Linked DNA regions of Homo sapiens: region 2 is linked to region 1. A link is a contact called in ENCODE Hi-C or POLR2A ChIA-PET data. All regions are on one chromosome and are shown on one strand. The core of a region is the stretch at or near the end of the contact, and the rest is flanking DNA. Distances in the headings are between cores, read along the strand shown.

Region 1 (3,724 bases), core at 221-2,720:
TCCATTTATGAATTTAAACTCAAATCAAGTGTCCAATGCCAGATGAATGGATAAGGAAAATGGGGCATATATACAATGAAATACTACTCAGCCTTAAAATAAATCTTGTCATTTCTTATAGATGAAACTGGAGACCATTATGCAAAGTAAAACAAACTAGGCACAGAAAAACAAAAACTGCGTGATCTCACTTACATGAGGAATCTAAAAATGTTGAACTGAGTAAAATTGTCATTGCCAGAGAACAAGGATGGAGGTAACAATGGGACTCGGGAGGTATAAATACTGGAGATCTACTTTAAAGCATGGTGATAATAGTTAATGTACTTGATACTGGAAAATTGCTGATAGGCCTTAAATGTTCTCACCACAGAAAGTGAGGTGGATGTTAAGCTCGATGTAATCATTACACAATGAATATATGTCAGATCAGATTGTACATGTAAGTTGTCATACCTTAATGAGGGTGGAGGAAAGTAAAAAATTATCTTAAAATTCTTTAAGAGGTCGCACTTTGAGAGGCCAAGGCGGGCGGATCGCGAGGTCAGGAGATCGAGACCATCCTGGCCAACATAGTGAAACCCCATCTCTACTAATACAAAAATTAGCTGGGTGTAGTGGCGCAAAACTGTAATCCCAGCTACTCGGCAGGCTGAGGCAGGAGAATCGCTTGAACCCAGGAGGCGGAAGTTGCAGTGAGCCGAGATCGCGCCGCTGCACTCCAACTCGCAGACAAAGACGAAACAAAAAAAACCCACAAATACTTGTGGATTTGGAGGCTTTTCAAAAACGATTTCCGATTACCACTGTCAAGCTCACTACGGGGGTTACATAAACGTTTCTGGTACTGCACATTCTGTGTACGAGTATTTTCTCCATTACGTAAACAAGCTTACGAATTTTGAGCAAGTTTAGACATTACATCTCGTAATTAGTCCTGCCTACAGTGACCCCGGGTGAATGGCCACACGTGTGCCGCTGTGTTCAAAAAACTGTTCCCCCCAGAACTGACTCAGAACCAAGCAAAATTCCGTACCTACCAAAACCACTCCTCAGTGTTACCACTCTTCAGCTGAGAAAGTAGGGTGGCCCTGAAAAGGGCCTTTTATTGATAGAAAGGGACGCTCAACCACCGAAACCGTAGAGGGTGCGGCCCTGGCGCTTGAGCGCGTAGACCACATCCATGGCGGTGACCGTCTTGCGCTTGGCGTGCTCTGTATAGGTCACGGCGTCCCGGATCACGTTCTCCAGGAACACCTTCAGCACCCCGCGAGTCTCCTCGTAGATGAGGCCGGAGATGCGCTTCACGCCGCCGCGGCGAGCAAGGCGCCGGATGGCCGGCTTGGTGATGCCCTGGATATTGTCGCGCAGTACTTTACGGTGGCGCTTAGCGCCGCCTTTGCCAAGACCCTTCCCGCCTTTGCCGCGGCCAGACATGACGAGCAAGAGGAGTCTCACCCAACGCTTTGTGAGGCCTCTGGCCTGAGGCAGCGCCTTTATACGACAGTTGGCGGACCGAACTGAGAACCTGAAAGAAGTCGGCGGGAAGTCCCGCCCCGGTGGGGGAGGGGAAATCTAAAGGGCCAAACCGAAATAGGGGGGAAAAAAAAGCGAGCTTCTTGTTTCCGTGTTCTGAATTTTGTAATGTGCAAAGTATTCTGTTACCACGTTATGAGGCTTTAAAAAATTGCTTTTGAACGCAGAAGATATACATCAATACTGTGGGGAATACAAAAAAGTGACCGGGCTCGGTGGCTGACGTCTGTGATCCCACCATTTTAGGAGGCCGAGATGGGAGTGTACCTGGGCGTCAGGAGTTTGAGATCTGCGTGAGCAAAATAGCGAGACCCCATCTCTACCAAGACAACAATTAAATTAAATTAAAACATTAGTCCAGCATGATAGCGCTTACACTTTAGGAGACACTCTTTTTTTTAAATATATTAAAAAAAAAAACCAGTACAGTAACAACAGCCTGTTATCCCATCTTCCCATCACACAAAGAGCTCTACTGCTAGCTAATAAGATAATTTGGTGAGCAGATAAATGCACATTTTTTCCCACAAAATGTATGCAGTATATGGCATTTTACAACTTCGCGTTGTTTTAATCAATTTCCCTTATTTAAAAAGTTTACAAAAGTGATTTTAATGTCTTTATTATTTCTTCTCCTGAATTCTGCCTGCTACAGTGTTAACCAATTCCCTAGGAATTTATTAATCAACCAGATTTTTTAAATAATTCATCTTTTCCCTGCGGATTAAGTACCACCTTTAACATTATACATACTCGGAACTATTACCAAAATTCTATTCTGTCTATAATTTAATCAAGGTGGTTTGCCAAAGGGAATCTATGTTCACGGTTAAAAGCTTAGAAAATTCACATTAGGAAAAATTTTAAAAGCAGTAATTTATATCTGCTTAATATTCCATCATAAGAATTTTCTAGGTCCACTTTCACAGTATTTCTAGTACTTAGCAATAATGTGCTAATTTTCTTTTCCTAATTTAAAGGAGAACTGTACAAAATTTACTTCCTGAGGAAAATGTAGAATTGAAGCGCTTTGTCACAAAGGATGCAGATTTTAAGGTATTTTGATAACTGTTACTACATTTTCCTCAAAAGTTTTATTCCATTCACTTTTGCCAGCAGTAACTGCTGTGTATGTTTACCAGCATTGAGTATTATGGTTTTTAAATTCTATGTTACATTCAGAATTTACTTTTAGTTTTGTTGATTGAGTCTTGAGTTAATGAACTAGTTACCCAGCAAGATTTATTGATTTGTTTATAAGTAATAAATTGTCATCTTTAATATAAGCTTGTTTAGGCCGGGCGCGCTGGCTCATGCCTGTAATCCCAGCACTTAGGGAGGCTGAGGCAGGCAGGTCACTTAAAGTCAGGACTTCGAGACCAACCTGGCCAACATGGTGAAACCCCGTCTTTACTAAAAATACAAAAATTAACTGGGCGTGGTGTCACATACCTGTAATATTAGCTACTCAGGAGGGTGAGGCAGGAGAATCTCTTGAACCTGGGAAGCGGCGCTTACATTGAGCCGAAATCACACCACAGCACTCCAGGCTAGACAACTGAGTGAGACTCCATCTCAAAAAAAAAGAAAAGAAAAGAAAAGAAAAAAACAATAAGAAACCTAAAAATTTTATTTTTTCGTGTAAAAACTGGCCACAAAGAAATTATTTGACTTACCTTGTTTGACTGTAAGTCGTAGGACCTCCGTTCCAGAGAGGGCCCTGCCCCATATACAAAAGAAATACTACACAGAGCGCCCAAGAAGAATCTAGACAGGCCTGGCTGGGTTTCCCCACTCAGTCTCTTAGCATTAGATCATACACATTATGTCCAGTCATATTTCTACATAGCTGTCCATACTTTGTTGAACCTAAGCATAAAAATGGACAATTTCCCCTGTATCTTTAGGTCTTCATTCTGAAGGCTTCTGCGTACATGTTAAATAAATGTGTATGCCTTTTCTTCTATTAATCTGCCTCTTGACAGTGATTTTCAGTGAAGCTTCAGAGTACATAGGGGAAGCTTTCCCTGTGCCCCAACAAGTTCAATCATATGGTCAATGATTCAATCAATCCTGCCTATATAATAAAACCCTCATAAAAGCTCTGGATACCAAGGTCAGGGAGTTTATTGGTTTGTGAACACATAGATATCCTAGGGAGGTGACTCCTGGTTCCACATAGAGATGG
Region 2 (3,916 bases), core at 1,018-3,517, 1.1 Mb before region 1:
GGACCTCACTAATAATCAAATCAGAAAAAAAAGGGGGGGCGCTATATCATTTGTTACCTATTAAAATGTGCCAGGAGCGGTGGGTCACGCCTGTAATCCCAGCACTTTGGGAGGCCGAGGCGGGCACATCATTTGAGGTCAGGAGTTTGAGACCAGCCTGACCAACATGGTGAAACCCTGTTTCTACTAAAAATACAAAAAAAAATTAGCTGAGTGTGATGGCTCATGCGTGTAGTTCCAGCTACTCGGGAGGCTGAGACGAGAATCACTTGAACCTGGGAGATAGGTTGCTGTGAGCTAAGATCATGCCACTGCACTCCAGCCTGGGCAACAGAGCAAAACTCCGTCAAAACAAACAAACAAAAACTGGATAAACATTGATGTAGGCCGGGCGCGGTGGCTCACGCCTGTAATCCCAGCACTTTGGGAGGCTGAGGCGGGCGGATCAAGAGGTCAGGAGTTCGAGACCAGCCTGACCAACATAGTGAAACCCCGTCTCTACTAAAAATACAAAAATTAGCCGGGCGTCGTGACGGGCGCCTATAGTCCCAGCTACTCGGGAGGCTGAGGCAAGAGAATGGTGTGAACCCGAGAGGTGGAAGTTGCAGTGAGCCAAGTCGTGCTACTGCACTCCACCCTGGGTGACAGAGCGAGACTCCGTCTCAAAAAAAAAAAAAAAAAAAAAAAATTTGATGTAATGGTTTCACTTTTAGAAATTTAAGGAAATAATCGTGGATGTTTGAAAATATTTATGTAAGGATAGTTTTTACAGCATTGCTGATGAAAATAAAAAATTAGAAATAATCCAGTTTTCAAGAATACCACTTTGATATGGAATATGTGCAGGAATTAAGATTTATGCAAAATATAGTACTTAGCAAGTATATATTCATAATATATTCATTTAGAAAGCAAGTTAGCAAATTATTTACTACACATGACCATTTTTGGAAAATGTATACCATATGAAAGACTAAATATATAAAAATGTTAATAGTTACCTCTGACTAGTGAGATTATGGATGATTTTAATTTTTGACATGTTTGTATGTTCTACAATTTGTGTGTACTTTGCAATTAGAAAAAAATAATTATAGTTAGGGTAAGATTACAGTTGCCATGTTGGGAATCACTTCCTGGACAATTTCCTTCCAATCGAAAGAAAATATACAAATCTCATGTATTGGAGGGAGACTGGGGAACCAGTGTTCACTGTACTTCTCACTACTAATTTTCTCTCTATCAAAAATAGGATATGAAACCAAGGAAGTCTGTGGAAATTAAGATAGAGCCTACTGAAACTCAGTTATTTCTCCATGCAGAAAAGAGACCTAACTTTGCCTTACAAAAAGGAAATTTTTTTTATATTAACAAATACAAAAAGTAAGCTATTAGGACAAAATCTAATTAAAATATCCAACTTTATATTTCCTCTATCTGAACCTCACAGCCCCAAATACAAGAGTTAAGACGGTTGAGTTAAAATGTATTTATTGAACCTCTACCGTGTTTGCCAGGCACTGTTACCTGGACGGCATTGGTCTACACATGTTATTTTAGCGGTGTCGCTGGCCTCTAGGGGCTCTTGTTCTAGTGGGAGGGATGATTTCTGTTTAGTTTCAGGGCTCCATTAAAATTTGTGACCTTGGGGCTTCCCGGCCTGGAGCTCAGATTGCTTGGCGAAGGCTGAGAAACAGAAAAGTGGATCAGGCGATGTGGTGCACTCCCCTTAAAAACTACCGCTGTGTTCCCCGACCTGGCAGTGGTCACTTGGAGCCCATTAATCGGGAACATCCGAGAGCGACAAGGAAGGCCGCGGGCGAGCGCGTCGCTCGCGGAGTTTCCCCGGACCTGGGATCGCCGATCCCTCGGCGCGGACACCAGCCTTGCCCATGTGGTGGTCCCTGTGGAGACCTTCCCAGCCGTTCCCGGCTACCACTTTTAGAGCCCAAGACAAACTTCGACGAGTGGCAAGGCAGTGACAAATGGAACCAAAATAGAGGGGCTAAAAGGGGACCTTCCTATAGAACCGGGGTCTTTTGTTAGGGTTTTGTTTTGTTCCTCACCATCTTCCAAACAATGAAGTCCTGGGGGAGGCTAACCACGATCAAGATTTCAGTAAACATCAGACACTGGAGAGCCGACCCAGCGACCGAAGAAGCAAAAGATCTTCTTTCCTTCCTGAAATCTGGGCAGGCTGGGAGCAAAAAAAAAAAAAAAAAAAACCCGCACACGTTTTTCGAGATGGCGATAACAGTTATAAGGCCCGTAAGAGACTTGATCCAGTTTTATGCAGAAACATTTTCTAGTCCTGCGAACCCTTTTGCTTTTTCAATCCACAAGTGGCTTTCTGCCCTTCTGTTACCAAGCAACCCTGACGTCATCGCGTTTCTGCGTGCGTGCACGACACAGAATCATTGCTTGTTGATCTCTATTTTAGTGCAAAAATCAGGGCTGTTATGCAGTGTGTCAGGATGGCCGAGTGGTCTAAGGCGCCAGACTCAAGCTAAGCTTCCTCCGCGGTGGGGATTCTGGTCTCCAATGGAGGCGTGGGTTCGAATCCCACTTCTGACACATACTTTTCTTTTTCCTCTCCTTACTTTAGAGATATCCTGATCTCAGCAGTAGGCATAAACAATTACCAACGTATATTTTTAAGAATCGGCTTTTAGGTACCGGGCGCGGTGGCTCACGCCTGTAATCCTAGCACTTTGGGAGGCCGAGACGGGTGGATCACGAGGTCAGGAGATCGAGACCATTCTGGCTAACACGGTGAAACCTCGTCTCTACTAAAAATACAAAAAAAATAGCTGGGCGTGGTGGCGGGCGCCTGTAGTCCCAGCTACTCGGGAATGAGGCAGGAGAATGGCGTGAACCCGGGAGGCGGAGCGTGCAGTGAGCCAAGATCGCGCCACTGCACTCCAGCCTGGGGACAGAGCGACACTCCGTCTCAAAAAAAAAAAAAAAAAAAAAGAATTGGCTTTTAAATTTATCTCAAAGGGCTTGTCCAAACTAAAAACATTAAAAGCGGAAGCATCGCGATATTTTTACGAAGCCGCGAGATTTGGGCCAAAAAACGCCTAATTAAAGGCAGAGGTTACTAGCGATTGGTCTCTGTGCTGCAGTGCGAGATAATCCTGATGTCGCGGGATTCGGAACGCAGATAGCTTCCTGCCTCGCCGAGGGAATGGAGAGAAGGGGCTCTGGGCGGGTTCTTTTCCCGCTTCTCGACCAGGCTCACACTCTGTGTCTCAGATCCAAGCCCTCCCCTAGATATTTCCTGGAGCACTTTCCTACCAATCTCACAACGCTGTGGCTCGTGACAGTGCAGTCTCTTTAAAAATCTTACACAGGTCCTCTGCTCTCCTATTTTCAAAACTCATGTAACCAGTTCTCAAAAATGTCTTTCGTAAATTATGCACATTCACACTCGTTTTGGCATCTGATCATTACCGTTTTGTCAGTCAAAATTGAGTACCATTTTAACCATTGAATGAAATATGAAAGCTGTACGTTCCTCTCGCAAATGTAATCACCGTGAAAAATTTATTGTATTTTTTACATTTCTTTTTTCTCTGCATTCGCATATATATATAACATTTTGTTTTTTTTTTTTAACAGAAATGTAGTCATGCTATGACATTTTTCACTTAATATATCTTGGGTTCTTTCCATGTGGAACACTTATTCTTTTCTTTTACAGAAGAAATATTGCTGGCCGGGTGCAGTGGCTCAGGCCTGTAATCCCAGCACTTTGGGAGGCCGAGGCGGGCGGATCACGAGGTCAGGAGATTGAGACCATCTTGGCTAACACAGTGAAACCCCGTCTCTACTAAAAATATTAAAAAATACAAAAAATTAGCCGGGTGTGGTGGTGGGTGCTTGTAGTCCCAGCTACTCGGGAGGCTGAGGTAGA

What was found. Hi-C counts contacts between places; a loop is a spot of excess contacts on that map. ChIA-PET counts read pairs that join two places held with the same protein, here RNA polymerase II (POLR2A). Pooled maps may share reads with other maps.
Region 2: a loop to region 1 is called in a pooled map, with 5 times the contacts of the local background. The contact joins the promoter of HCG14 here to the promoter of H4C11 in region 1. A Hi-C loop is called at or near these places in 2 of 168 maps with a recorded cell type or tissue (naive thymus-derived CD4-positive, alpha-beta T cell and natural killer cell) and 13 of 50 pooled maps. POLR2A ChIA-PET finds 5 or more read pairs at or near these places in 15 of 52 experiments (A549, CD4-positive, alpha-beta T cell, CD4-positive, alpha-beta memory T cell and 11 more).

Annotation. Positions count from the first base shown.
Region 1 is chr6:27,821,838-27,825,561 of GRCh38, reverse strand. It overlaps H4C11 (H4 clustered histone 11), which reads right to left and starts at 1,470. Exons shown (of 1, transcript NM_021968.4): 1 at 1,082-1,470. The coding sequence starts at 1,437. The coding sequence ends at 1,126. RefSeq lists enhancers at 1-33, 676-1,317, 1,611-1,750.
Region 2 is chr6:28,894,881-28,898,796 of GRCh38, reverse strand. It overlaps HCG14 (HLA complex group 14), which reads right to left and starts at 2,267. Exons shown (of 2, transcript NR_104117.1): 1 at 2,067-2,267; 2 at 1,477-1,686. TRL-CAA1-1 (tRNA-Leu (anticodon CAA) 1-1) reads left to right here and starts at 2,469; the gene lies at 2,469-2,574. RefSeq lists enhancers at 1,955-2,590, 3,226-3,862 and a silencer at 3,001-3,164.